Linked DNA regions of Homo sapiens: regions 1, 2, 4, 5 and 6 are each linked to region 3. Evidence: chromatin loops called from intact Hi-C (ENCODE). Cell type or tissue: GM12878. All regions are shown on one strand.

Region 1 (5,000 bases), 170 kb before region 3:
ACATGGTATTGTTTTTATTTGTATTGTTTGTTATTGTTGTATTGACATTTTTTCAAATATTTTTGATCTGCGGTTGGCTGAATCCTTGGATAAGAGACCCTCACATATGGAAGGCTGACTGTAATTCTAAAAAAATAAGACAAAGTGGACTTATAAGAATTCACAGTAGGCCGGTCGCAGTGGCTCACGCCTGTAATCCCAGCACTTTGAGAGTCCAAGGCGGGCGGATCACGAGGTCAGGAGTTCGAGACCAGCCTGCCCAGCATGGTGAAACCCCATCTCTACTAAAAATACAACAAATTAGCCGGGCATGGTGGCGCGGGCCTGTAGTCCCAGCTACTTGGGAGGCTGACGCAGGGGAATTGCTTGAACCAGGCAGGTGGAGGTTGCAGTGAGCCAAGATTGCACCACTGCACTCCAGCCTGGGCGAAAGAGCAAGACTCCAACTCAAAAAAAAAAAAAAAAAAAAAAAAAAAGTTCACAGTAAATATTTAAGATAGGCTGAGCTCAACTCTTCCATCTAACACCTTTCCCCTTATCTTTACCTCATCTCTAACAGGGTGCTGAGATGTGACGCCTGAAAGGCCAATATTTTGGCTTTTCAGTTTTGTTTTGGTGAAAGGAATGAGGATGTGGAATACACATTGTTGTAGGAACCATAGGATCAACAAATTTAAGAATCCCCCATGTACATCTAGCCCAACTTATTCTGAAATGTCTGAATTCTGATCCCATTGTGCTGCCAAACAAATAATTTGCTGTCCTGTTGGAATCTGAGAGTCAAAAGTATGTGAAAGTTCAAACGTGGTCAGGGATTTTTTTTTTTTAATGGATCGATGTGGTAGGTTTGGTGGCTTTGTTTTTACTGCCTTCTAGAACCAAGAAAATCCTTTTCTATATCATTCACTCAACTAATGCCTTTCACTGTTTTTAGAGGCAAGTTGGCCTGGTTCCTTGCTTATATGCCTGTCTCCCTCTTTTCCTCTTCCAGGAAATTCAGAGATACTGACTCATCTTCACTCTTATATTAAAGCAAGCCAGTTTATCGATAGTTATTAAATCTAGTATGTCCATAAGCAGGCTTCATCTGGAACATTAGAATGTGAGGTCTAGACGGTGTTTAGGAAAATTTGCTTTCAGATCATGTGTGGTAAAACTATACAAACAGAGATGGACAAGTGACGTGGTGTAGAGCAAGGTAAGAAAGGAAAAAAAAAAAAAAGGAAAAGAAATGATGTTCCAGAACACAGAGATTTGGGAAAGGGATGGAAAGAAATGACAGTGGGTATAGCGGAGTGCTTTTAAAATTGATAGAGAGCATGGTGGGTTACAAAAGCAATTTAGTGATTTTCAATCAGCATTAAAAAAAAATGATATGCCATAGAATAAAAATACAGAATGCATACTGTGGAAGGACAAATATTGTTTTGGAAAGTTTTTCTATACATACATAAATGTATATTAGATGTATATAACATGTATTTACATGTGTAACAATTGTAACTACAAATGTGCTCCCCGCCCACACACACTGGAGCCTGGGTTTGTTTTGTAAACTGTTTCACAGTGTGGGTCTTGGTTCCAAGTTTGAAAGCCCTTAGAACACAGGATCCAGAAGGATCCGGGCAAGGTAAATTCAAGGTCAAGGGAGAGTCCCTTTTCTGTCCCCTGCCATCCAAAGCAGTTAATGGAGGGAGAGGAAATGGCGTGTGGGGGAGGGGACCGCAGAGTGAGGCCAAACGAGGAGCAAGGGCGCGTCAGGACGGAGTGGTGCCGGGCGCCTTCTGCCTGAATGGTCGATAGAGGAACTTGGGGAGGTTGATTTTGGGTGCTTTCCTTAAATGCTAAACCGAAAGAACTTCCGCGTTTCTTGTCCCTGAAAAGCTTGCAACGGTGAAGGATTCGCGTTGCTCCTTGAGGTGACCCTATATGGGGTCAATCCCAGCCAAAGGAATGATTACGATTACCAGGGGCCAGATGCAGGGAGGTGGGCGGGGCGTGGGAAACGCGGGAAGGCCGGGCCGGGTAGGTCCACACAGCGACTCACGTCGCTGCACGACTCTGCACAGCCCACTGGAGGGAACAAGCAGTTCTACACACTTTGAGACCCCTATGGAGGCGAGCCCCAGGACACTAGTGGAAGTGCGCTCTTTTCGCCGGCCAGGAGCGCTGCCTGCCAAAGGGCAGTACTCGTCTCCGCCCCATGCCATGCAGCTGGATGGCTCTGCTGTCCGCTCGCCGGGCCCCCACGTGACCTACTGCGCGGGCCGCCGCCTCCACCGCGCCCAGGCCCCGCCCCCGTGACGTCTCATCGCCCTCTGCCTGTCCGAGCGTTCGGCTCTTTTGCGTTTGCTGATTGGCCAGCCCAGGTGACAGCGCCCACCCCCACCCCCCCTGACACGCCCCTGGAGCCTTGGGGGTACGCGGTGGGGGGCGGGGCCTGGGCCGGAGGGGCGGGGTGAGAAGGCTGCGCGCGGGTAAAGGGGCCGCCTCGAGCGCGGTCCGAGCGTTCAGCGGACGCGCGCGGCCTCGATCTCTGGACTCGTCACCTGCCCCTCCCCCTCCCGCCGCCGTCACCCAGGAAACCGGCCGCAATCGCCGGCCGACCTGAAGCTGGTTTCATGGCAGCCTCAAAGAAGGCAGTTTTGGGGCCATTGGTGGGGGCGGTGGACCAGGGCACCAGTTCGACGCGCTTTTTGGTGAGCCCGGGGTGACATGTGAAGAGGCGCTGAGCCGGGGCGGGAGTCGGGGGACGGAGGGGGTGGCTGTTGTGTCCCCATCCCGCATCTCTCCGGCCCGGTGCCCCGGCCGCTGGGCAAGGAGGGAGGCCGGAACGGGACCTGCCACACTGGGGATGCCCCAGCCAGGCCTGGGGGACCTCGGCCTCTCATGACCCCCATGGCCGAGTTGAACAGTCGCAGTTTTGGTGGCGGAGCTGGGTCACCTACTAATGGGGTGACTCTTCCCCCAAAGGGAGCAGGGACTCTCCGAGCATCCGCGCAGAGCGGCCCGCTTGCAGTAGGGGACAGGTGGCCACATTGACGGCTACCGCGGTCTTCCCCAGGAACATTTGGCCTGCGAGACACAGGACGTCCTTGGATGGGGGGAAAGCTGTGTCACGGCTGTGGTAGCTAACACAGCGTCCTTTCCAGCAGTAGAACGAATAAAGTATTGGAGTGATGATGCGTTGTCATCCTCTCCCATAAAAATTGCAGAGGGTTGAATACTGGGGAGGGTGGCAGAACAAATTAGGAAACAGTCACACTACACTGGTTTTGCCATAATCTTTATTTAATTCCGAAGACTCGCAAATTTCAGTTCTGAGACTTTGCCCATTACAAACAAATGATTGTCCTTACTGTGCTTCACAGCATAATGCGACACGGAAATTCTGTTTCTCTTTTTATTTACCATGTGTGACAGCACAGTTTTACCACAAAAGATTGCTATTTAAGTGACTGCTGATTAATTTTTGTGCAATTAGTAAACTTGCTCTTAAAGTGACCTAGCACAGAGTTCAGTAAGATAATTTAAAAGTAATTGAGGCCGGGCGCGGTGGCTTACACGTGTAATCCCAACAGTTTGGGAGGCTGAGGCGGGTGGATTACCTAAGGTCAGGAGTTCGAGACCAGCCTGGCCAACCTGGCATAACAAAAATTAGCTGGGCGTGGTGGCGGGCGCCTGTAATCCTACTTACCCGGGAGGCTGAGGCAGGAGAATCACTTGGACCCGGGAGGCGGAGGTTGCAGTGAGCAGAGATCACACCACTGCACTCCAGCCTGGGCAATCCAGCCTAGCCAACAGAGCGAGACTCTGTCTCAAAAAAATAAAAATAAATAAAAAATAAATAAAAGTAATTGAAATGAATGCCTGCTGATAAAAGCCCATGCTTTCAATGGATATTTGACTAACTTGGCAAGTTGATGTAAATATTTAATGATTATTTAGCTCTTCACTTTACCGCAAATCATGTTTTCCTGTGTTATTTAGTATGTATATATCTGTACATATATACACATATGTGTATATTTATACATAGGCATTATACATACAATGTATATATTTTTTCAAAGTTCTGTCAGAGCTGGCACTTGACTAAAAACTGCATTTGTGCTTTGATCCTGACATATCTTTTTTTGTCTAAAGTGAGAAGCTTTCAGTCTAATTTTGGTTTGAATCTTATTTAATGACTTACCCTGGTTTGAGCTGCCAAGCATAGTTCCACTGTCTCTTGCACTGTTTATCTTTTGATCACCCAGGGCAGGTTTCACTTTGTCTTATATTCATAGAAATGTTTATAGAGTAATCCTGAATCATAAGAAAGTTTGCTTAACTGGATTTGATTAATACATAATATACACGATCATCATCTTCCCAACTTAAGAAAGACCATTAAGACATGTGCCAACTAACTGTGGGTTGATGTTTAAAGCCATATTCAAGAATTGCCCACACAAATGCCTGCAGGGACCAGGCAGGTAGAAGGGGGAAGGCAGACTAGAGAGATATCCAGGTCAAGGGGACAGCTAGTAGCTGCCAAGCAGGAACACAAGCCCAGTGCTGCCAGATCGTCAGATTAAAAGCAGGTAGTCTAGAGTTTTCAATGAAATCTTTCAATTCTTAAATGTTGGCAATTAGTTTATAAAGCACTGTGGGGGCCAAACCAAGCATGGCAGATGTTCTCAAGTTTATACAGCCTTTGCTCAATATGAAAATGGGTAAAATATTTCATAACTTTGTAGGCTTCCTTTAGGAGTCAGCTTGAACTGTCCATGCCTTCTTTTTGACTGTTCATTATTGCTGTCCATGTAGCCCAGCAATCTTCTTTATTCACTACAGGTTGTTCTTGGTCCCTCAGGTTTTGTTGCCTAAAAGACATCTTTCTACATCAATGAAGAAGAACTTGATCAACTTCATATTACCACAATTAATTGTTCAGTCTGTAACATGAACAACATGAGCCTTCAAAAATTGGCTCCTGTTTACTGGGTTCTGTGAGG
Region 2 (5,000 bases), 190 kb before region 3:
ATCTCTTTATCATATTGTCTTCCCAAAGAAGAACACGTGTGTTACTTCTTGTGTTTAGAGTTATTTCTGCTCTTACAGTTGCCGAATCCTTCTTTACAAGTCATAGATGTCTCTCATTAGATTAGTACCTAAATAGGTAATGTTTTCATTTTATTATTATTATTGAGACATGGTCTTGCTCTGTCACCCAGGCTGCAGTGCAGTGGTGCAATCTCAGCTTACTGCAACCTCCGCTTCCCCAGCTCAAGAGATCCTCCCACCTCAGCCTCCTGAGTAGCTGGGACCACAGGTGTATGCCACCATGCCTGGCTAATTTTTTGTATTTTTGGTAGAGATGAGGTTTCACCATGTTGCCCGGGCTGGTCTCAAACTCCTGAGCTCAAGTGATCCACCCGCCTCAGCCTCCGAAAGTATTGGGATCACAGGCATGAGCCACCATGCCCGGCCTAATGTTTTTATTATCTCCTACATTTCCAAAGCATAATGGGTCCAGAATTTGCTTTGACCATATCATGACCTAACATTTTATTTTTTACACAGCACCTTCCCAACCACTGTCTCATTTGAGACCACCCTGTGAGAAAAGTTAAGCTCCAGGCATGTGACTTCAGAGATAAAAACATGTAAAAAGTTAGCCCAAGGTCACTCAGCCAATGACTGCTGGAAATGAGTCTCAAGTCCCTAACCTAGAACCCTTTCCACTTTCTTTAATGGGTTGCACAAGAAAACATTGATTTGCAGTTCTCGAATAATCAGTGATGTTGAGCTTTTTTTCATATGTTTGTTGGCCACATATTGGTGATTGTTAAAAAGTAAAGAAACAACAGATGCTGGCGAGGCTGTGGAGAAATAGAAACACTTTTAAACTGTTGGTGGGACTGTGTAAATTCCCACCAACAGTTTAAAAGACTGTGGAAGACAGTGTGGTGATTCCTCAAAGACCTAGAACTAGAAATACCATTTGACCCAGCAATCCCATTGCTGGGTACATATCCAAAGGAATATAAATTATTCTATTATAAAGATACATGCATGCGTATTTCACTGCAGCCCTATTCACAATAGCAAAGACATGGAATCAACCCAAGTGCCTATCAATAAATAGACTGGGTAAAGAAAATGTGGTACATATACACCATGGAATACTATGCAGCCATGAAAAGGAACAAGATCACGTCCTTTGCAGGGACATGGATGGAGCTGGAAGCCGTTATCCTCAGCAAACTAACGCAGGAATAGAAAACCAAATACCGCATGTTCTCACTCATAAGTGGGAGTTGAACAATGAGAACACATGGACACAGGGAGGGGAGCAACACACACTGGTGCCTATCGGGGCTGGGGGGTGTGTATGGGGAGGGAAAGCATCAGGAAAAAATAGCTAATTCATGCTAGGCTTAATATCTAGGTGATGGGTTGATAGGTACAGAAACCACCTTGGCACATGTTTACCTATGTAACAAACCTGCACATCCTGCACTCACATTATGGAACTTAAAATAAAACAAAATTTTTTAAAAAAAGAAAACATTGAAATGTCAAGTTTTTTCTTTGTTATTATATTTTCTTACTATCAGTTCCTTCAGATCAATAAAAGTTCATAGTCACATGATACAGGAGAAAGCCCAAAATCCTGGCATAGGTTATTTATTACTCTTGTGCTAATGAACAAGGCTTAAACTTTCTGAGCTTTATTTTTCTTTTTTCTTTTTTTTGAGACGGAGTTTCACTCTTGTTGCCCAGGCTGGAGTGCAGTGGTGTGATCTTGGCTCACTGCAACCTCTACCTCCCGGGTTCAAGTGATTCTCCTGCCTTAGCCTTCCAAGTAGCTAGGATTACAGGCATGCGCCACACTCAGCTAATTTTGTATTTTTAGTAGGGATGGGGTTCCACTATGTTGGCCAGGCTGGTCTCGAACTCCTGACCTCAGGTGATCCACCCACCTTGGCCTCCCAAAGTGCTGGGATTACAGGCGTGAGCCACCACGCCAGGCCTGAGCTTTAGTTTTCTTATGTGCAAAACCAGAATACCACCTGTCATGTCTACTTTGCAAGGTTTCAAAGATAAAACGACATCAGGTATATGGAAATCCCCAAAAAACGTTACTGAGAAAAGTCGCCAAATTTCTCTTAGTCTTTTTTTTTCCTTTTTTTAATACAGACGGGGGTCTCACTATGTTACCCAAGCTGGCCTTGAATTCCTAGTGATCCTCCAGACTCAGTCTCCCAAGTAGCTGGAACTACAGATGCGCACCACCAGCTACTTAGTCTATTTTTTTTTTTTTTTTTGAGACGGAGTCTCGCTCTGTCGCTCAGGCTGGAGTGTGCGGTGGCACCATCTCGGCTCACTGCAAGCTCTGCCTCCCGGGTTCACGCCATTCTCCTGCCTCAGCCTCCTGAGTAGCTGGGACTACAGGCGCCTGCCACCACACCCGGCTAATTTTTTGTATTTTTAGTAGAGACCGGGTTTCACCGTGTTAGCCAGGATGGTCTCGATCTCCTGACCTCGTGATCCGCCCGCCTTGGCCTCCCAAAGTGCTGGGATTATAGGCATGAGCCTCCGCACCCAGCCTAGTCTATTTTTTAATGTAGAAAATGAGGAGTTATCTCTAAGGGTTCTTCCAACACAATTAGTCTATCAAGGCTGCTAATTACGGGAGCTATTTTCATTTAATTTAAAAATATAATATTCTTACTTGATAATTGCAATTTCCACCTCTTACTGAGGGTGGCAGTGCTGGTCTCTACAGAGATCAGGATTACTGGCGTTACAACCTTATTATTTGTTACATTTTACAAAACCCTTATTACCGTTCTTAAATATTTTGTGTGGTATGTGTATATTTTTTTAAGTATAAATGAAATGAAACTTTGTTTTGTATTAGAGTGTGGTACTATTCTTTTTTTTTTTTTTTTTTTTTTCCAGATACAGTCTCAAGGTGATGCCCAGGCTGGAGTGCAATGGCACGATCTCGGCTCACTGCAACCTCCGTCTTCTGGGTTCAAGCGATTCTCCTGCCTCAGCCTCCCGAGTAGCTGGGATTACAGGCACGCGCCATAATGCCTGGCTCATTTGTTTTGCATTTTTAGTAGAGATGGGGTTTCACCATGTTGGCCAGGCTGGTCTCTAACTCCTGACCTCAGGTTGTCCGCGTGTCTGGGCCTCCCAAAGTGCTGGGATTACAGGCGTGAGCCACGGTGCCTGGCCGACATGCCTTTTAAAAAAAAATAGGCTGGGCGCGGTGGCTCACTCCTGTAATCCCAGCACTTTGGGAGGCTGAGGCGTGGATCACGAGGTCAGGAGATCGAGACCATCCCGGCTAACATGGTGAAACCCTGTCTCTACTAAAAATGCAAAAAATTAGCCGGGCGTGGTGGCGGGCGCCTGTAGTCCCAGCTACTCAGGAGGCTGAGGCAGGAGAATGGCCTGAACCCTGGAGGCGGAGCTTGCAGTGAGCCGAGATCGCGCCACTGCACTCCAGCCTGGGCAACTGAGCGAGACTCCGTCTCAAAAAAAAAAAAAAAAAAAAAGGCATGTCATTGGGGTGGCAATGGTACTGAGGTTAGAATTTCAATCAGGTGATTTGTGCAACTCCAGTTCTTTGTATTTACTTGCTATGTTATGACATTTTTGTTGGTTACCATCACTGCATCCACATTAGTTCTTTAAGTAGGTTAGACGTCATCCTGAACCTCCCCACCTTGATTACCTATGTGAATGACAGTGTCGACCATTGAAAGCAGAGAAGAGTTCATAGGAAGGTATCGAGGCACTCTGATCTAACTACTAAACATTGGATTCTGCATACTTTATTAAGTAGAGTTTGCCTTTGGGTAAAAACTGTAAAGGTCATATCATTTTTCCTCTGGCTCCTAACTTTTCTCCTGCAGCCTCTGCTTGACCTTTTGCCCAGTTCTCTCCTATTAGGGGGAACCAGATCTGAGAGGCAGAATGTAGAGAAAAGGGCACTGCTTTGGCATTAGAAAACCTATGTTGTCATCTTTACTCTGCCACCCTGATTTTGATTTACTCCAACTTAATCATTTAAACTTTGAGCCTTGGTTTCCTCATTTATAAATTGGGGTCAATGATGGTTAATTGAAGGTTGCTGAAAGACATAAACAGGAAAGTATTTATATAATTTATACATTTAGATTATTCATTTATCGAGATTTAAGCATAATATTTAATGTATTGCTCCTTACAGCAGTTTGTAAGTAACTCCAGGGCCCTTGCATGTGCTGCTGGTTGTGCTGGAATGACTTCTGTCCTTTACCTTTAGGATTCTGACTCTAAAAGACTGGTTAGAGTTTCCTCCTTCGTGATTCCCATAGCACTTATGCTTCCTTCTGTTTGGTCTTTACCACATGTTACAATTCCTATTTACCTGTCTACATCTCCCTCTAGAGCAACTGGAGTCTTCAAGAGCAGAAACTAGCCTGGCATGGTGGCTCGTGCCTGTAATCTTAGCACTTCGAGAGGCCTAGGTGGAAGGATTGCTTGAGCCCAGGAGTTCGTGACCAGCCTGGGCAACATAGTAAGACCCCCGTCTCTACAAAAATACAAAAATTAGCTGGATCTGGTGGCTCATGCCTGTAGGCCCAGCTACACAAGGGGCTAAAGTGGAAGGATTGCTTGAGCCTAGGAGGTCTGCATTGAGCCGCGATCATGCCATTGCACTCCAGTCTGGGTGACAGAGTGAGAGCCTGTCTCCAAAAGCAAAAAACAAAAAAGAGCCAGAACATGCATCTTAATAGGTTTAGATAAAATACAGGATGTCCAATAGATATCTAATACAGAAGGAAGTTAGGGGGAAAGGATGGAGAAAATAAGTCCAGGTAAAATGATAATACAAGACTGACTATGAAATGTGCTGTGGGAGTTAAAATAGGAACAGGTCATATTTGCTTGGGAAATCTACTTCATAGAAGTGGAGGCCAGGCGTGGTGGCTCACGCCTGTAACCACAGCACTTTGGGAGGTCAAGGCGGGCAGATCACC
Region 3 (5,000 bases):
GCCAGTTGAACAAAGAGCCCAGAAATAAATCCTCATATTTACAGTCAATTGCTTTTTGACAAAGGTGCCAAGGACATATGGGGAAAGGGCAGTTTCTTCAATAAATGGTGGCGGGAAAACTGAATATCCACATACAGAAGAATGAAATTAGCTCATTATCTCACTCTATATAAAAATCAACTCAATGAATTAAAGATTTAAACATAAAATCTGAAAATGTGAAACTACCAGAAGAAAATATAGGGAAAAAGCTCCATGACATTGGTCTGGGCAATGATTTGTTTTGAATATCTTCCCCTAAACACAGGCAACAGAAGTGAAAATAGACCAAGGGATTATATCTAATTAAAAACCTTCTGCATAGCCCAGGAGACAATCAGAATGAAGAGATAACCTATGGATGGGAGAAAATATTTTCAAACCATACATCTGATCAGGGGTTAATATTCAAAATACATAAGGAATTCAGGCAACTCAATAGCAAGAAAACAACCCAATTAAAAATGGGCAAAGGAACTGAATAGACCTTTCTTTCTCTTTTTTTTTTCTTTTGAGACAGAGTCTCACTCTGTTGCCCAGGCTGGAGTTGGAGTGCAGTGGCGTGATCTCAGCTCACTGCAACCTCAAGCGATTCTCCTGCCTCAGCCTCCCAAGTATTTGGGATTACATGCATGTGCCACCACACCCGGCTGATTTTTGTAGTTTTTAGTAGAGACAGGGTTTTGCCATGTTGTCCAGGCTGGTCTCGAGCTCCTGGGCTCAAGTGATCCACCTGCCTCGGCCTCCCAAAGTGCTGGGATTACAGGCATGAGCCACCGCACTCGTCCTCAAAAAGATGAAAGATAAATGTTGGTAAAGATGTGAAGAAAAGGGAACCCTTGTACACCATTTGTGGAAATGTAAATTGGTACAGCCACTATGGAAAACAGCATGAAGGTTCCTTAAAGAATCAAATATAGAACTACCTTGTGATCCAGCAATACTACTATTGGTTATATCTGAAAATATGAAATCAGTATGTCAAAGAGATATCTGCACTCCCATGTTAATTGCAGCACTATTTACAGTAGCCGAGATATGGAATCAACCTAAGTCTCCATCAATGGATAAATGAATAAAGAAAATGTGCTATATATACACAATGGAATACTATTTAACCTTAAAAAATAAGGAAATCCTGTCATTTGTGACGTGGATGAACCTGGAGGATATTATGTTAGGTGAAATAAGCCAGGCACAGAAAGACAAATACCACATAATCTCCCTCATATGTAGAAGCTAAAAAGGCAAATTCACAGAAGCAAAGAGAAGAACGTTGGTTACCAGAAGCTGGGGAGTGGGAAGATTGGGGAGATGTTGGTCAAAGGATGCAAAATTTCAGTTAGGAGAAATAAGTTCAAGAGATGTATTGCACCACCTGGTGACCATAGTTAACAATATATTGTATTCTTGGCCAGGCCCAGTGGCTCATGGCTGTAATCCCAGCACTTTGGGAGGCAGAGGTGGGAGGATCACTTGAGGCCAAGAGTTCAAGACCAGCCTGGTCAGCCTAGTGAGACCCCCCCCCCAGTCTCAAAACAAAACAAAGCAATATATTGTGTTCTTGAAAAATGCTGGGAGAGTGGATGTAAAGTGTTCTCACCATAAAAATGGTAACTATGTGAGGTAATGCATATGTTAATTAGCTCAATTTAGCCATTCCACAATGTATACATATTTCCAGGCATCATGTACATAAGACAATTTTTATCAATTTAATAATAAATTAAGGGAAATAGGATGTGGTATGAGGTGCTTTTACTTCGGTGAATGAAATTTTTACAAGAGATATTTATGTCTACTAACAGATATTTTAGTCATTTCATACTCCTCATAAAGTCAGTATAAGTTGTTGTAAAAAAAAAATCATCTCTAGTTCCCAGCTAGTCACAAGAAGGATCTGTTGTAAAAGCCTGATTATTGATAACAGGTCCTTAGTCCCAAGAGGGAGAGTCAGTGTTAAAGCCATTTCAGAAACTTTCAAATCCATAGTTTCTGATCAGGACTTTTCTGTATGGAATCTCATTCACTCCAAGCATGATGTGATCCTCTGTACTGAAGTCTAGAGTTTTGTCTGTTCCAGAATGAACTTTTGTTTTGTTTTTTACATTTTTTAATATCTTTGTAAGAATTTTTGCATCATCAATGGTCTGTCTTATTGATGGGATTCAAAGTGTTTGACTTCTGAAGAAATAGAAGTTTTCCCACAAATGCTTTGTATAGTTTTTCACCTGTTTGTTTCAAGTATGCTTGAAAAGAGGATTAGGGGCAGTAAATACCATCTTCTGGGTGTGACACACGTAAGGCTTCCTTTAATATGCATGCAAATCTGACAGGTCAGTTTGCTGCTGGATTAGGCAAATCTCTGTCCACTCCTCTTTCTTAGACATATGGCTTCTCTCCACTAGGTGTCTGTATCAGTCTGTTTTCACACTGCTATGAAGAACTACCTCAGACTGGGTAATTTATGAAGGAAAGGGGTTTAATTGACTCACAGTTCCACAGGCTTAACAGGAAGCATGGCTGGAAGGCCTCAGGAAACTTACAATCATGGCAGAAGGCAAAGGGAAAGCAAGCACCTTCTTGGTGGCAGGAGAGAGAAGAGAGTAAATGGGGAAGTGCTACACACTTTTGAAACTCACATCAGATCTCTAAGAACTCGCTATCATGAGAACAGCAAGGGGGAAATCCGCCCTCATGATCTAATCACCTCCCACCAGGCCCCTCCTTCAACACATGGGGATTACAGTTTGACATGAGATTTGGATGGGGATATAGAGCCAAACCATATCAGTGTGCTCGCGTGAGTATTGAGACTGCTAGAAGTTGCAAATTGTAAATCACATATATCACATTTACAGGTTTTTTTTTTCCTTACCGTGATACATGTGACTATGGGTGATTACCTGGCATGTTTGAGCTAAGCCTTTATCACATAATTCACATTTGTAAGGCTCCTCACCCATATGAGTTCTTACATGAGTTTTCAGCTGGTTACAATGGGTACATACTTTTCCACAGACGTGGCCGATACAGAGTTTGACTCCTTTATGTATACTCACATGCATTTTAAAGCTGCTGGCTTCTAAGAACACTTTCTCACACATGTTACACATCAGCTTGGCCTTGGAATACTTCTGATCCAACTCTTTCCCCAGAGCTCTCCAGCTCATAAGGATTCTTGACACTGGCCATATTAGACAGAGTATTCTCTCAGACTATAGCTGGGCTACAAATTTTGACATTTCCATTTCACTGTTAGAGTTTGCATAGAGACATCTTGTGTTGGAAACGTTATTTCCCACAAGTGACGTCGACTACAGTTCTGAATTATTTCTTTGTGCAACATCTTCTATTATGAGTGTGGACAATTCATTTACATCTAGAAATAATTCAACATTTGCACAGTATAAAACATTACTGGGATATGGCACTATTTTCTCCTGTTCTTTGGGAGCTGAAAATCTTTTTAGTTTGAGATAATGTCTTTGCCACAGGCTCTTGTTGAGGAGTCACCTGAACTAAATCTGACATTGTTTTTTATTCCATTTTTTAATTATTTAGAAGAGCTTTTTCTTTTAATTTTCAGGTGGCTTGATTTTAGTTATTTTTAGATTTGATGCCTTACAATCAGAAAAGTGTGGCCTGTTTAATTCTGTTTTAGAAATTGAGGTTTTCTCGATTTTTTGGGGGGTAAATGTTTGGACATTTGAAAGAACAGTTGGTTATTGGGAGGTATAAAGTTTTATTATAGTAGATTTAACCAAACTGATAATATTCACTATTTGTCTATTTTGCATGTGAAAATCAGACAGTTGTGTTCCTTTATTTGACCTTCATAGGTAAGATTTTTTCAGTCGTCCTGTCCCATGTTTCTTATATCTTCGTTGCTTCTCTCCTATCTGCTGTGTTTGTTTTTTCTGGTATTCCTTATTGCATCTCCTGAGTCTAGATTCACATTTATTTCTTCTATATGTCAGCTCTTCATCTCAATATCCCTTTCCTCTGAATTCTACAATCTCTGTTGACTCAGTTCTCTGAACTTCACTACCTGTATTTGTATTTTAGAGTTTTAGTAAAAAATTAGTTTTCCTTTGAAGGAAACCTTTTTTGATCTGATTGTTCCTTTTTGAGAGATACAACATTGTTATAAATTTTGTTTGGAATTCAATTTAGAAATTAAGGTTTTCTCTTTCCCTTCTGTATTATGAGATTCTTTTTTCAGAATGCTACATCTTCATGTACATTTGATTTTTAAACAATTTTAAATACCATGTGGGTCACATTGTTTAAATCTTTTAATATCTTAAGCAAAAATTGTTCTACTTCTGTAGTCTTATTTTTCTTGGTTGGAAATTACTAAAAATATTAGAAAGATCGGGAAGTTCAGTGCTTTGCTAAGCATTTCTTTTCAGCCAGTCAGTAACAGGCATCAATGGGTGCTGTTTTAAATATTTATTGTGGGGTTGAAAACTGCTCCCTGGAATTCTCAGCTGGGCCAAGCAAGCTTTTCCTCTATGTTCATTGTGGCAGCTTGAAGTTACTTGGTGCCTTATGCCGCTTAACTAGGTGGCCAAACCACTCCCATTAAATGCTTTCTGTAGTGAACTGTGGTGCCAAGTGAGCCAGAAGGCAAGTGCTGTCATCTACATGCTTCCTGTCCAGCACATATTATCCCTTCCCATTTGCCCACGGCTCAGAGTTTGGGGGTCTTCCTGGGTTCTTTTGAGGAGTCCCATAGACTTGGTTTGCAGGTTGACTTTCACTGATGGCTGGAATTGTGTGCTGGCCGACACTGGTTGCTACTGCCCTCCATACATCCCCATCTGCTTCCTGTAATTTCTGACCCTGAGAGCCTATTCTCCAGTCCTTAAAAATGTTTTTGTTAGTTACACCAGTGGAATTTGGGAAGAGAAACTCAAATCGTAATCTTACAATCAGAGTCTTCCTGCCACATGTGA
Region 4 (5,000 bases), 67 kb after region 3:
CTTTGTATCAAATTATTAAAGAGAAGAAAAACAGGGTCAGCTGTCAAGTACTCCACTTGCTGGAGAAGGCAGGGATGTGTATGTGTACCTCCAAGCTGATAAAGCAAATTCAAACCCCTATAGATAGTTGCCATGTAATAATGTAATTTGAAATACTATTCAGGACTAGAATAAACAAAATATTTGTTCTTTGAAGTATCTTGGGCATGCTGACACAAGAGGCAAAGTAACTGAAAATATCTGAATTTCAGATAGGTCACTACCAGCTATCAGGAATCTCTTTACAGATCAGCAGACTTCTAGCTCAAATGTTACCTCTGGCTAGAAAATGGACGCATCTGAAAAGAAAAAAAAACCTTGAGATTATCTGGAGCCAAGGACACTGAAAGCTTTCAAGATTACCAACAGAACTGAAAGGTTTCTTTGTAACACAAATTTCCATTTTCATAAAATTTGTATCAGTCAGCACAAAAACTTACGCAGAGTATGGTGAAAGAACACACACTCTAGAATCAGACCTACATGAGTTTGAGTTCTAGCTCTGCAATTTACCAGCTATATAATCTCCTCAGCGAAGTCGCCAAAGAATATTGGAGGTTAGTATTGTTCTGTGCAATCGGCATAACATTATCTTTAGCATAGGGTAGCTGTGAGGATCTCCAGTGCCTGAATATAATCGACGTTAGCTCTGTTTGCTCCAACAAACTGTACACAATGTGGTATCTATAACTGAGGGGAAGACTCCATCAAATAAACATATGGATGAAAATTCAGGGTGACTGAATGCAGATTATGTTCTTTCAGATGTGAAGATGAAAATCACATATTTAATATTTACCTTCACTGAAGTCTTTCCCTTGATTAAGCCAGTTGTAAGCAAGTGGGGGCGGGGGCTGTCCCTACGGTTGTAAAGATTCATATCACACACTGACTAAAAAGCATGTATATGTATGTGCCTGTATTCTTCCGGTGTTCATAAAACACACCATCACAAAACTTACCATGGGTGATGAGGCCCTTTATAATTTAACACTGTGCAAAATTAAACTCTCATCTCAAAAAACCCTTTCTTCTTCCACGTGTTCTTGTATACTACTGCAAATCATTACTAAAGCAAAGAAAAAAGTAAATTCTCTTATCCTTTCAAAATGAAAAAGTGCGCAAAGAAAGCTCAGTTTGCCAAACTGTTCCCTTTTCTCATTCATTCTTGTTCTTTTAGAAACCAGAAGTAAATATACTGTATGCCAAAATGACTGCCTGATTGACAAACGTCACTGAAGAAACACATCGAACTGACAAGCCCGGTCTGGACCAAAGGTGGCAAGTTTTCTTAAATAATTTAAATAAGTTACATTTCAGTAGAAACAGAAGGATTTACACTTTAACACATTAACAAACTTTGGATCTTTTTATGCAGCTTACTTTATGCCTCACCTGTCCCTCACCCTTCAAATCCTGCTTTTACGCACTTTATGAGCTGGCACACGGTAGTAAACTACAGAACTCCAACTGGGAATAACTCTAATCTGTTGTTGGACCTCAGAGGACTGCTTGTGCGATCTTTAAAGGAAAGCAGTGTTTTCTCCTTACTCAACACCTACCAACAGTCATCTGGAAACCTCCTCTCCAACAATTCTTACTATACTGCTACTAACCTTCACATCTCTCAACACCCTCAACGGCCCCCACGCTGGTGCTGCTAGTCCTCATCCTCAAACACCTTCCTGGGGGCTTAAAGCCGGTCCACAGAGGCTCACTCTCCGCAATGCCTAGGGTCCGGCGAGGAAGGGCATCGTCCCCTCCGTTTGGGGGACCAAGGCCAATCAAGTCGACACCCCACCCCAGCCACTCCCTCTCCCCTCGGCCTCTCGGGGCGTCTGGGGCGGGCGCGGACGCGCCAGGCCCTGCGCAAACCTCCGGCAGCCCCGCAGTTCCCGCTGTCAGCCGCAGTCCCGGGCCGGGGTGAGTCCCCGGGACGCCGCAGTTGCGCACACGCCCACCGTCTCAGGCACAGGGTCACTGGGACGATCCCGGGGGCGCCCCCGACGTCCCTGCTCGGGCAGGTGCCGGGCCTCCCCGCGGACACTCACCAGGCGGCTGCTGCTCTCTGGCCGCCGCCGCCGCCGCCTCGCCCTCACGCCCGTCGCCTACTCCCGCGGGGGGTCCGGGCCGGCGCCGCTTCCCCGCCCGAACCCCCAGGGTACGCGCCGTGCAGGGCCGGGATCCGGTGTGAGCCGCCGCCGCCGCCGCCGCCCCCTTTCCTCCCTCCTCCCTCAGTGCGTCCCTCCCACCGAGGCCCGCCTCGTATTTCCTAGATCCGGTCTGAGCGAGAGCTTGGCAAGCAAGCTCTGGCTTCAGGGCTTCCGTCGGGCGCCGTCGCTCGCCAGGCACAAAGATGGCGCCGCCGGGTACTGCCCAGGGCGATCTCGCGAGGCTTCCCCCACAGGAACAGGAGGGCGGGGGCCCAAAGGAAAGGTGATAAGTTAGGGAAGCCTGAGCAAACGCTTCCCATATCGGAAATGGGCAGTACCAGTTACCGAAGAAGTTACTGCGCCTGCGTGCGCGGGTAATGACGCATGCCCGGAACGGCCCCTAAAGTAGGACCTAGTTCTCCAGGTTTTACCTGTTTCCACTAGTGGCGCGGGGCGGGGTAATGAAACCCAGTCAAGAAACCCAGTAAAGGGCTTGGCAGGACCAGGCACCAAGTGAGAGGCGTCCCTTAAGGCTTGGTCATCCCTCAGGAGCCCGAATGGCCAACACACTTTTTGCGTCCCCGGGAGTCTTCTAACCCTTTGCTTGTCCTTATGGGTTTTGTCACCGAGTATTCTGTGCAAAGCCTCAGCTGCACCTTCTTCATCCTGTTATGGGTTCACATTATTAATCAAGAGCTTCTTGCTGTGTGCTTGCAGATGGCCTCACAGTTGGCAGCCACAGTCCTCCTGTTTCCCACATCACCATCTAACTTTCTCTTTCATTTTTAGTGCTACATGAGCCATCTGATACTAATAATTCTTTTTCCTATTTTATTTTTTCTTGCTCATTCATTCAAACGTGTGTTGTTCAGTTTCCTATGTGCCAGCTACTGAGGAAATGCTGTGATCTCAGGGAGCTATTGGTCTGGGATGGAGATGAATGAGAAAAAACAATGACGACACTTTAGCACAGTAAGTTCTATGATAGAAATGAGTACAGAGAGGAGTGACAGATATGGGGGGAGGATATAAAATACATCAAAGAGGAAATTCCTTTTTTTTTTTTTGAGACCGAGTCTCACTCTGTTGCCTAGGCTGGAGTGCAGTGGTGTGATCTCGGCTCACTCCAACCTCAGCCTCCCAGGTTCAAGTGATTCTCGTGCCTCAGCCTCCCGAGTAGCTGCGACTACAGGTGTGTGCCACCATGCCCGGCTGATTAGTTTTGGTAGAGACAGGGTTTCTCCTGTTGACCAGGCTGGTCTTGAACTCCTGACCTCAGGTGATCTGCCCGCCTCGGCCTCCCAAAGTGCTGGGATTACAGGTGGTGAGCCACCGCGCCCAGCCAAAGAGAAAATTCTTGAGCGGTGTCTGACAGGCATAGGATTTAGTCCAGTGAATCACTCAGGGCGATAGCAGGAAACAAACCACCCCAATTATTTCAACCAAGAGAATTTAATATCAAGAATTGATTATTAGGCAACTGATAAGGTCAGAGAGAACTCTTAATGTATCGCAGAGGTAGCAACTGCAGGAAGCAGCTACTATGCCTAGAGCTAGGAGGAGGAAGGGAAGAGGTTGGGATTATTACAATTTAGACGTTTAGAGGAATTGCCTTGTGGAGGTAAAACTCAGACCTCTGAGAAAGGAGCAGCATCTGCTGGTGCTCGTGTCTTTGAGTGGGGCTCAAGACGTTGTCTCTGCAAGTGTGGGGAAACTGCAAAGGATCCAACTGCTGCTATGGGAAGGAAGTTCTCCTGTCCCTCTGGGAGCTTCCAATCTCCCTCTAGCCTGGGGATGAGAATGTGACACCTGGACTGGAGCTGAACTTGACCCACATCCTGAAGTAGAGCAGCTCCAGTGTCAAGAGCCACTCATTTTGGAAGCTGGATGTGGTCAGAAAGGGGGTCATTCACTCCTATCACACACCCCACATACTGGGGCCCATCGTGCTGAAACATTTGTAGAAAACCTGCTTCAAGTTCAGGTTTCGGACCAAGCAGAGCAGCCCCAGCCAACTCACAAACCCATGAGTGAGAAATAAATGCTTATTGTAGCATGGCACTGAGACTTTTCCTTATTACGTGGCAAAAGTGGACTAATACGGCAGCTCTGTTCCACAAAGTGAGCCACGGTTTAGTCTCCCTATGTCTTCTTGCTCCACCATTCCTAGACTGTCGTCCTAGTCTACATGGTCCAGAATGGCTCAGCACGACATCACATTTCAGTCATCAAGGGTGTGAAAGCCTACCCATTTCCTTTAAGGGCATGACCCAGAAGTTGTTACCATCAACTTATGTTCACAACCCACTGGCCAGAACTTAATCACGTTATTGCATCTACCTGCAAGGGAGACTGTGAAATGTGGTCTTATTCTAAGCAGTCCTGTAACTAGCTAAACATTCCATGACTTTGGAAAAAACATTGAGGGGACAACCAGAAGCCCCATAAAATTATCAAAACCCAGACCTTATTTGAAGTTATATCTTGTCCTCTCTCCCAGTTGGATCCTACCACCAATGAGGAGCTTGGAGTCAAGGAAGCAGGTGTAACCCTTCTCTTTCCGTCCCTTAGGCTTCTACTTCTCCTACCCTATCTTGCTAACCATAGCTGTATCTCCTCCAGGGATGAAGAGGATAGAAATGGAGGTGGCAAGGTGTTGCTTTACTGATCCTTTCATAAGATGGCTTTGTCCTCTCTGGACATGGCAAATGCCGAAAATTGGCTCTTTGTTGATTTCTTCTGTGAGTTCTTCTTAGGGTCCCACTGGGGAGATTCAGGAGTACCTCTCAGGACACAAATGAAGCTCTT
Region 5 (5,000 bases), 86 kb before region 3:
TGTAATCCCAGCTACTTGGGAGGCTGAGGCAGGAGAATCGCTTGAACCCGGGAGGTGGAGGTTGTGGTGAGCCAAGATGGCGCCACTGCACTCCAGCCTGGGTGACAGGGTGAGACTCCATCTCTAACAACAACAACAACAACAAAACACACAAACAAAAAAGAAATTACATCCTTCCTTAGCCATTCACTTGTTATGAACAGAATTTAGAAGACTCAAAAAAGAAATGCCCATGTGTTTTCTATATAGTACCTTCCATGAATTTTAATAGATAACTGCATAGCTGTAAGACCACCATATTTGTAATTATGTGTTAAGGCTAGAAAGTTTCTAGACAGAAAAGTCTTGACTCTACATTTAACTGTAATGTCCAAGGGAAAATAATTGTGATCATCAAATTAGATTTTAAGTTACGCAGAAGACCTGTTTTATTGTATTCCGGGTTCTAATTCATTACAGTCCAAAGAAAGTACTAAATAATAAAATGGAATGACATTTGTTTCCTTTATAATATGTGTTTAAAATACCACAAAAACGTGGTTAAAACGGTAGGGTGATGAGGTGATTAAAACCTGCTATTGAAGGAAAACTTGACTCTAAAATGGAACAATTCTCTAATTTCACCTATGCTGGGTTTTTCCCCCATTATGGTTTGATACTTTAATTCTCCTTGCCCACACTCAGGGAGACGTTACTGCTAGTTAGTTGCATTATCTAATCGATTTTAAAGGAAGAGACATAACTAATGAATAAAACTAAGTTATTAGGATTCTTCCGTGACTTTTCAATGTTTTCTATGTCTCCATCCCACAGGTTCAGTTAATTCTCTAACTCTATATGTTAAATAGATGTGTATCCTGCAAGGATATACACTCACCCCCAACACAGACACACACACACAGAGAGACAGTACATTTTTTTTCCTTTTGAGACGTAGTCTCACTCTGTCGCCCAGGCTGGAGTGCAGTGTCGCGATCTCAGCTCACTGCACTCCACCTCCCGGGTTCAAACGATTCTCCTGCCTCAGCCTCCGGAGTAGCTGGGACTACAGGTGCACGCAGCCATGCCTGGTATTTTTGTAGTTTTAGTAGAGACGGGGTTTCACTATCTTGGCCAGGCTTGTCTCGACCTCCTGACTTCGTGATCCATCCGCCCCAGCCTCCCAAAATGCTGGGATTACAGGTATGAGCTACTGTGTCCGGCCAGAGTACATATTTTTGTTCAGGATAATCAGAAATGAGTATAAGAGAGATTCTTAATGTTTTCTATTAAGCAGGCTCATTTAGAATAAACAAAACCAGAGCTATTATCTTCTATGGATTAAGACTGGAATAATAAAAATTATTGGAAGGAGATTTTTTGTCAGGTCTCCCATATATACAGGTGTTCATCAGAGACACCATGTTCCCCTTCTCTCCCTCTCAGAGAGAGACACCCATGGATGGCAGGCGTGGGCAGGGCCGTGCCTGTCGTACACAGGGCTTTGTATATGCTGAAGCCTGCAGCTGTTTATTATTGACTCCTAATTAGCTCCAACAACTGTGTTTGGCTAATTGAATTGCACTCCCTGCTAGCCACCTGAGCCTTCCCAAAAGAAGATTGCCCTTCAAAACTAAGGAAAGAAAATATTCACACCATTATCCAGCCCCAGATTCTTGGCTTGAGCCAAGCACCTATGTAGCTCAAGCCAAGGATTTCTGTGCCCAGCTCGAAGAACTGGTGAAGCTACAAGTGTTAACATAGGTGTCTTACATTTAGATCATAGTGGACAGGACTTCAATGGTTGTGTTTTTTTATTATTATTATTATTAGGTTGTATTTTAGACACCATAATGCCAATTTTAAGTGATTTTAATGTGGAGAGATGCTGAACCATTTCTGCTGAAATGTCTCAGATATCCAATCAACATTTATTAAGGAATTGTACCATACAAGATTCCCCTATTTTTCAACCAGAGAATCAGAAGCTTAGGGAAAAAAAAAATTCCCTTGTTTTCCAACTCCATCACTTGTAGTCTAAACTATTTTAAGTTTTATTTATTTTCTTGAGATGGGGTGTTGCTCTGTTGCCCAGCCTAGAGTGTAGTGGCACAATCACGGTTCACTGCAGTCTCGACCTCCCAGACTCAAGCCATCCTCCAGGATTAGCCTCCTCAGTAGCTGGGACCACAGGCACGTGCCACCACACCCAGCTAATTTTTAAAAAAAATTTTGTGGAGATCGGGGAGGGCTCACGATATTGCCAAGGCTGGCCTTGTACTCCTGGGCTCAAGAGATCCTCCCACCTCGGCCTCCCAAAATGCTGGGACTACAGGTGTGAGCCACCACACTCAGCCTAAACTCTTTTATCAGCTTGCTAAAGGCCATGTAAATAGAATAGGCTCTAGTGACCCAGTTATCTTTTGAAAAGCTGGTCTCCTGTAAGAAACAAATTCGGCCGCTAGGTGACGCTACTTTCCACAGTCGGGCTTCTCTGTCTTAGACATTTCTTCCTATCAGCAGAAGTTGCTACTGTACTGGTTTTTGGTAATCATAGTAAAGTGAAAGCATTGTAGTGACTGTGGGAGATGTACAGAATGCTTTCATGATAAGATCGTAAAAACCAGAGGCTTAACTGAATCCAACAATCTGTTTACGCTCTTGCATCTTTGATTTTCCTTAGACTTTTAGCTCATCATAAAAGTCAGGTTTATAGACATTTCTCTATAATTTAACACTTAATACTTCAAATATCTCTGCTAATTACACATATACTCTGCTAAATTTATTCAATCATAAATATATTCTTAGTTATAGCCTATTCTATTAAAAAAGCGTTTTTTTAAAAAAAAAACTTCTGTTTATACTTGAGTCTTGGAATGACATACTAGAATCAACCAATTCCAAGGCAAAATTCTTCCTCCATTATTTTCTCAATATGAACCAAATTTTTTTTACTCTTATTTTTTTGCTTTTGCCTTTCACCGAATGATTCTAGAAAGGTATACAGAAAAAAAATCTTTTTATATAACAATCTATAAACATGACCAAATCAAGACAAAATCGTGTTAAATTGTCCCTTATGTTGATAGCATCATTATCATGTCAATACCAGGCAAATCTTTAACTCTATTATCATTGTCATTAGCTTTTTACATGTTGAGATTTACAAAGTTATTAAGAAAGTATTCTTTATTACTACAATCCATCAGCATTTTGATCATACGTTGTAAGTGCCATAGCATCCAAGTATAATAAAACTGCCAGGCACAGTGGCTCACACTTGTAAACTCAGCACTTTGGAGGCCAAGGTGGGAGGATCACTTGAGGCCAGGAGTTTGAGACCAGCCTGGACAACACAGTGAGACCTCATCTCTACACAAAAATAATTTTAAAAAGAAAAATTGGCCAGGCATGGTGGTACATGCCGGTGGTCCTAGCCGACATTCCACATACAGTTTTAAGACACAAAGTATATACTTCTAAAAAAACCCACAATAGATTCCTATCAACAATAATAAGCTACATACAGGATTAAATTTATTTAATCATATAATCTATAAGCCAGTAATTTTTTTTTTTTTTTTTGACAGGGTCTTATTCTGTCACCCAGGCTGGAGAGCAGTGGCGTGATCATGGCTCACTGCAGCCTCTACCTTCCTGGGCTCAGGTGATCCTCCTAGCTCCCGAGTACGAGTACCTGGGACTCATACTTGCACCTGCACCCAGCTAATTTTTGTATTTTTTGTAGAGACAGGGTTTTGCCATGTTTCCCAAGCTGGTCTCAAACTCCTGGGCTCAAGAGACCCACCCACCTTGGCCTACCAAAGTGTTGGGATTACAGGCGTGATCCACCATCCCCGGCCTAAACCAACAATTTTAACACCATAATCCCGTGGGCATCTTTTGGATAAGGTTTATTTCAAATGGAATTGTTTTATTTAAAATAAGAAATTTTAAAAAATTTAATATGTTACTCTAAAAAAACAAACTATTTTGGAACTGAGTAATCCAAATCTAAAAGAAGTAAAGGCATTTTGCTTTGCATTGTACTATTAGTGAAAAATTTAGTTGTAGATTTATAGATGCTATAATTACACAACAATGAAAGTACAGGCAAGGAAAGTAGGCAAATAAATTGTCTTGCTCACAAAACTATTTTTGGAGCTAACTCTCTTATAGAAAATCATCAAAAAGGGTTTTATCCAAAATGTTTCAGTAGGATGTTAACTTGAAATAAAGTGAATGGCCTTAGGGTTATGCTATTCCTTCTTCTCCTCTCAGGTTTCTAGGTTAAGAAATAATGAATTTTGTTTCTAAATGTTGCTTTAGCAGAGCTAATTGTAGCCCCTTGGGTGAAGGGATTGGAGAAAGGAAAATTCAGTTTTTTTACCCTGCTTCAGTAATCAGTTGACTTTGGTATACCCAAGTGGACTTGGCCATTTTAACTGTGTATGCTTAAAGATTTTTCTGAAGTCAAAAGGAAAAAAAATACAATTCTGCCATCAAATATTTGATGACTACAGCAAAATATATTTACATTGTTAACACATTTTTCATAAATATCTTCTCCTCAAAATAACAAATAACAAGAATTATAGTAATGTTTTAGGCATTAAAATTTCAGTTTAAGGTATTTGTGGGGTTTTTTTTTTTTTTTTTTTTGAGACGGAGTCTCGCTCTGCTGCCCAGGCTGGAGTGCAGTGGTGCAATCTCGGCTCACTGCAAGCTCCGCCTCCCGGGTTCATGCCATTCTCCTGCCTCAGCCTCCCGAGTAGCTGGGACTACAGGCACCCGCCACCATGCCTGGCTACTTTTTTTGTATTTTTAGTAGAGACAGGGTTTCACCGTGTTAGCCAGGATGGTATCAATTTCCTGACCTCGTGATCTGCCCGCCTCAGCCTCCCAAACTGCTGGGATTACAGGCGTGAGCCACCACACCCAGCCGGTATTTGTGGTTTTTAATAAATAGTGAGCTGGGTGTATCAGTTATCTATTGCTATGTAAGAGACCACCTCACA
Region 6 (5,000 bases), 250 kb before region 3:
CAATGAAGGAAAAGGGCCTAGAATTTTATTTTGAGTACAGTAATGGGCCCCTTTTCCTATTGGTTGTCAACTGAGAGGTTTGCTGGTATCTTAATTCTGGCAGAATAAGAACCCTATCATTCTGATGTGTAGGACCCAAGACAGACCAGTAAAGTGGTGGGTCTGATGACGGAAAAACAGAAAGTGCATCCTAGTGTCTAGGGATAGACACGTCCCCAGCAAAAAAAAAAAAAAAAGGAAAAAAGATTTCTGAGAGGGAGGAGTGGGAGATAAGGTCAGGTCAGGGAGGTAAGTTGGGACATCCAAGACTGAGTACATTTGATTCATCCTGTAGGCACTGCAACGTTCTGGCAGGTAAGGAAGCTGATTCACCACATGATATAATATGGCAATAAAGTGCAAAATTAATTTCAGCAGAGTGAGATTGGTATTAAGGACCCAAGTTAGGAGGCTGTTGGATTCATCCCAGCCTGAGATGACTGGGACAGGAACCAGGAGGGAGGTAGGAGAAAAGAAAGAGAAGGAATGCATTTGAGAGACCAAGACCCCCAGACATGGAAGTGAAGGAGAGAGAGGAGCCAAAAGTAACTCTGAGTGTGGGTATGTAGGGGAAATGGCACCATCATTGACCAAAATGGGAAGATCAGGAGGAGCTGTGGAGGAAGCAATGGGTTTAGCTTAGCTCTTCTTGAGCCTGACAAGAGATAGACTGTCTGGGTGCAAGTGTGTAATTGTCCATTGGAAATTCAGGTAGGCAGCTCATTAGAGAAGCTACTTAAAGTCCACAGTGAAGTCACCTTCCACTTGCAGGCAGTAGGAATTTATATTGGGGGCTTGAGGAGCTTTCTAGGTTTGTAACTTCTTCTATGGGGAGCCTACCTGGAACAGTACAAGGAGGAAGGAGCAGCAGCAAGGGCTTTGTAAAGACTACAAGAGCTTTGGATGCATTGAACAAGTCACATTTTAAAAATCTATATTCGGGCCGGGCACGGTGGCTCACACCTATAATCCCAGCACTTTGGGAGGCCGAGGTGGATGGATCACAAGGTCAGGAGTTCGAGACCATCCTGGCCAACATGGTGAAACCCCGTCTCTACTAAAAATACAAAAATTAGCTGGGGGTAGTGGCGTGTGCCTATAATCCCAGCTGCTCGGGAGGCTGAGGCAGGAGAATCACTTGAACCCAGGAGGTGGAGATTGGAGATTGCAGTGAGCCCAGATAGCGCCACTGCACTCCAGCCTGGCGACAGAGCAAGACTCTGTCTAAAAAGAAAAAAAAAAATCTATATTTGAAGGCAAAATTTAATTTCATACTCATTCAGGCAATATACATATGTGGTGTATATATATAAATATATGTATGTTACCTAGAACATCTCATCTACAAACGTCTTCCAGTGTCTTTTCCTTCACACTTAACAAATCATGGAGAATTGTATATATTTTATAAAATATATATGTGTGTGTACATAAATACTCTCTCTCTCACACACACACACACACACACACATATATATGAAGAGAAAGAGAGAGAGCACGCACTAGTATTTAAGAGACCAGAGTTCTCTGATCTTGTCACTAGCAGTGGTTTTAGTTTAGTTGTTGCCAGATCTATAAAATAGCTAACATAGTACTAGCTACAACCCAGATAATATTCTAAGTGCTTTTTATGTACTAAATTAATTGATCATCACAAAAAAACTCTAATATTTAGGTACTATTATTATGCTCATTTTACAGATGACAAAATTGAGTAGTGTCCAAAATCACCAGCAGTCAGGAAACAGAGCCCAAGTTCATGTTCTTAACCTCTCAGACACTCAACTTATCATCTGTAAATTGAGAATGTGGGATTAAATTATGTCTAGAGTACCATCAAACTTTAATTTTGAATGAGATTATGAAGAATAAAGTGAGCATTAATCAGAATCAAAATTAATTTCTGAAAATTAGCAGCAGAGGGCAGCAGAGAGCACACTAAGGAGGCTTTTAAAAGACCTTTCTAAAGCTATGCAGAGTAATAATACATAAAATTTATAAACAAAAATACATATATTAACACATTTAATCTTCATAATTAATTTCCTAGTTTAGGCCCTTTGCTTCAATTCATCTTCCACTTTAATGCACTTAAAAGGGCCCATTCAAGGCCGGGTGCAGTGGTTCACACCTATAATCCCAGCACTTTGGGAGGCCGAGGTGGGTGGATCACCTGAGGTCGGGAGTTCGAGACCAGCCTGACCAACATGGAGAAACCCCATTTCTACTAAAAATACAAAATTAGTCTGGCGTGGTGGCACATGCCTGTAATCCCAGCTACTCGGGAGGCTGAGGCAGGAGAATCGCTTGAACCCGGGAGGTGGAGGTTGTGGTGAGCTGAGATTGCGCCACTGCATTCCAGCCTGAACAACAAGAGCAAAATTTAGTCTCAGAAAAAGAAAGAAAGAAGGAAAGAAAGAAGGAAAGAAGGAAAGAAGGAAGGAAGGAAGGAAAAAGAGAAAGAAAGAGAAAGAAAGAAAGAAAGAAAGAAAGAAAGAAAGAAAGAAAGAAAGAAAGAAAGAAAGAAAGAAAGAAAGAAACCCATTTGGCCAGGCGTGGTGGCTCACGCCTGTAATCTCAACACTTTGGGAGGCCAAGGCAGGTGGATCACCTCAGGTCAGGAGTTTGAGACCAGCCTGGCCAACATGACAAAACCCCATCTTTACTAAAAATACAAAAAATTAGCAGGGCGTGGTGGTGCATGCCTGTAATCCCAGCTACTCAGGAGGCTGAGGCAGGAGAATCGCTTGAATGGGGTGGGGTCATGGGCAGAGGTTGCAGTGAGCTGAGATCGGGCCACTGCCCTTCAGCCGGGGCGATAGAACGAGACTCCATCTCAAAAAAAAGGGGGGGGGGGCATTACTGCACCCTTTAATGCACCACTAGAATAAAGACAGCATTGCACATCACAATATCCTCAAATTTTAGAGTAGAGACATCAAGAAAAGTTAATTGGGTTTATTTTGACTGATTTTTGCATTTTTCTTAATAATTTTCCATTATTTTTGAAATTCTAATAAGATATCACTGGGTCTCTTCAAGGGTATATAAAAGGTACACTTCAAACAGATGTTAACATATTTGTTAGACTTGATTTCATCTGAGACATCAAAATTTAACCCAATGGATTACTTTAATTGTTCAATGATATTTTGTCACTTGAATTCTTGTTTCTCATCTTAGAGAAGCTATATATATATAAAGCTATATATATGTAAAGCTATATATATTACATATAAAATATACATATATAAAATGTATAAAATTCTCCCTGATTGGTTAGGCGTGAAGGAAAAGACACCTGAGAATATTTGCAGAGGAGATGTTATAGGCAATTTTAGCCCACATTAATCATTAACAGATAGGGGAATGCCAAAATTAACCTTATGTGCAAATTCACAACTTAGAAATATGTGCTAAAGTGCAGTGCCTTGTTAAATCATTTACTTGCTTTTCAGAAGAAACTGCAATGTAAGTTCTCTTTCTAGATGAGCATTTAGTTTTTCAGAAAGCTGTTGTTATCACTTCTTCACATAGACACATTTTTGATTGATTTTTTAAAATTGACAGATAAAATTGTATGAATTTCTCATGTATAATATGGTATTTTGAAGTGTGTATATTGTGAAATGGCAACATCTATCTAATTAACATATATATTAGCTCACAGTTATTATTTTTGTGGTGAGAATACTTATATTCAGTTTCTTATCATTTCTCAAGAATATGATAGATCATCAACTGTAGTCACCATGCTGTACAAGAGATCCTTTGAACTTATTCCTTCTATATAACTGTAATTTTGTATCCTTTGAGCATGCTGATCAAAGGACACACTTTTAATTTACATCTAAACAACACAAGCGTGGAGTCAAAGAGAAAACCTAAGGAAAGAAGAACTTTATAAGGGGGAACGTTTAAAACACCTAAGTTAGGGATCAGCAAACTTTTTTTATACAAGGCCAGAGAGTTAATATTTTAGACTTTGCAAATCATACAAACTCTGTTGCAGCCCTGCTGGCCTAGCAGGAAAGTAACCATAGACAATATGTAAACAAATGATTGTGTCTGGGCTCCTACTAAAGTTTACAAAAACAAGCAGGGGGCCAATTTGGTCCTGGGCTGTGGCTTACCTACCCTTGACCTAAGTCAAAAAGCAGACGCAATAAATGGGATACGCATCATAATAATGACAGCTGTATGCCGAGTGCTTTCCAGGCATAGCCCTTAACCTTCCAACAACACTGCAGATTAGATATTATCATAATCTAGATATGATCATATCCTTTTAAAAATCTTTTAATTTTTTTCTCTTTATCATTATCTAGATTTTCCAAATGAGAAAACTGAGTTTCAGGTATGATAAATACCCCTTCCAAGGCCACACAGCTACTAAGTACTATAGGCAAGATTCAAGCCCAAGTTTACAAACTCCAAAGTGTGTGTTCTGTTCTTAGAACATATCACACTATTGTACAGTTAAGAGCAGTTAGTATCACGCAGTCATAATAACACGCAATTAGTCCTTCCAGGAAAAGGGCATCAGCCCTGATTCCATGTAGTAACAACAGCACTTGCCAAATAAAAGAAGGAAGGTGCAGTGAAGTGCAGAAAGGAAGGCTCCAGGGGAAAGTCAGCACTCACCCCAGAGGGGTGGCCCAGATGACTACACATATGTCCCAATTATGTATCGATGCTCATATGTCTTTGAGGAATACAATTAATTTATCCTCTTTTTTTTAATCTAACCATATGAACATTTTCCTAAACCATGACACTGCTATAGCCTGGCATCGCCTCATCTTTAATTTTGCAACCATCTTTCACAGGGTGATTTAATATTACAGGCTGCACGTGGTGGCTCATGCCTGTAATCCCAGCACTTTGGGAGGCTGAGGTGGGTGGATCACCTGAGGTTAGAAGTTCAAGACCAGCCTGACCAATATGGTGAAACCCTGTCT

What was found. Hi-C counts contacts between places; a loop is a spot of excess contacts. Peaks named below come from ENCODE experiments on the same cell type or tissue, not always from the same donor. Only the 100,000 strongest peaks of a DNase experiment are listed, where the experiment ranks them.
Region 1: a loop joins it to region 3, with 2.9 times the contacts of the local background. A loop is called at or near these places in 4 of 110 quality-filtered maps.
Region 2: it touches region 3 in a loop (9-fold over the local background); 6 of 110 quality-filtered maps call a loop at or near these places.
Region 4: a loop joins it to region 3, with 4 times the contacts of the local background. A loop is called at or near these places in 9 of 110 quality-filtered maps.
Region 5: it touches region 3 in a loop (9-fold over the local background); 17 of 110 quality-filtered maps call a loop at or near these places.
Region 6: it touches region 3 in a loop (4-fold over the local background); 2 of 110 quality-filtered maps call a loop at or near these places.

Annotation. Positions count from the first base shown.
Region 1 is chrX:30,650,917-30,655,916 of GRCh38, forward strand. It overlaps GK (glycerol kinase), which reads left to right and starts at 2,507. Exons shown (of 21, transcript NM_001205019.2): 1 at 2,507-2,699. The coding sequence starts at 2,622. RefSeq lists a silencer at 2,177-2,596. In GM12878, no CTCF peak of the experiment used is centred here; DNase peaks (open chromatin) are centred at 1,855 and 2,295; H3K4me3 peaks cover 1,805 bases; H3K27ac peaks cover 1,841 bases.
Region 2 is chrX:30,633,097-30,638,096 of GRCh38, forward strand. No RefSeq gene overlaps it. Among named protein-coding and RNA genes, the nearest start is that of GK, 18 kb to the right of the region's middle. In GM12878, a CTCF peak has its summit at 2,742; no DNase peak of the experiment used is centred here.
Region 3 is chrX:30,819,842-30,824,841 of GRCh38, forward strand. It overlaps the pseudogene LOC100418759. Among named protein-coding and RNA genes, the nearest start is that of TAB3-AS1, 12 kb to the right of the region's middle. RefSeq lists a silencer at 2,789-2,838. In GM12878, no CTCF peak of the experiment used is centred here; a DNase peak (open chromatin) is centred at 2,666; H3K27ac peaks cover 650 bases.
Region 4 is chrX:30,887,024-30,892,023 of GRCh38, forward strand. It overlaps TAB3 (TGF-beta activated kinase 1 (MAP3K7) binding protein 3), which reads right to left and starts at 2,231. Exons shown (of 11, transcript NM_152787.5): 1 at 2,091-2,231. RefSeq lists a silencer at 1,887-2,276 and an enhancer at 2,437-2,606. In GM12878, no CTCF peak of the experiment used is centred here; a DNase peak (open chromatin) is centred at 2,478; H3K4me3 peaks cover 2,644 bases; H3K27ac peaks cover 2,017 bases.
Region 5 is chrX:30,733,522-30,738,521 of GRCh38, forward strand. No RefSeq gene overlaps it. Among named protein-coding and RNA genes, the nearest start is that of GK-AS1, 18 kb to the left of the region's middle. In GM12878, a CTCF peak has its summit at 2,445 (motif pointing right); a DNase peak (open chromatin) is centred at 2,490.
Region 6 is chrX:30,568,751-30,573,750 of GRCh38, forward strand. All of the region lies in intron 2 of TASL (TLR adaptor interacting with endolysosomal SLC15A4), which reads right to left. Among named protein-coding and RNA genes, the nearest start is that of TASL, 6.5 kb to the right of the region's middle. In GM12878, a CTCF peak has its summit at 1,960 (motif pointing right); a DNase peak (open chromatin) is centred at 3,423; H3K4me3 peaks cover 1,632 bases; H3K27ac peaks cover 1,568 bases.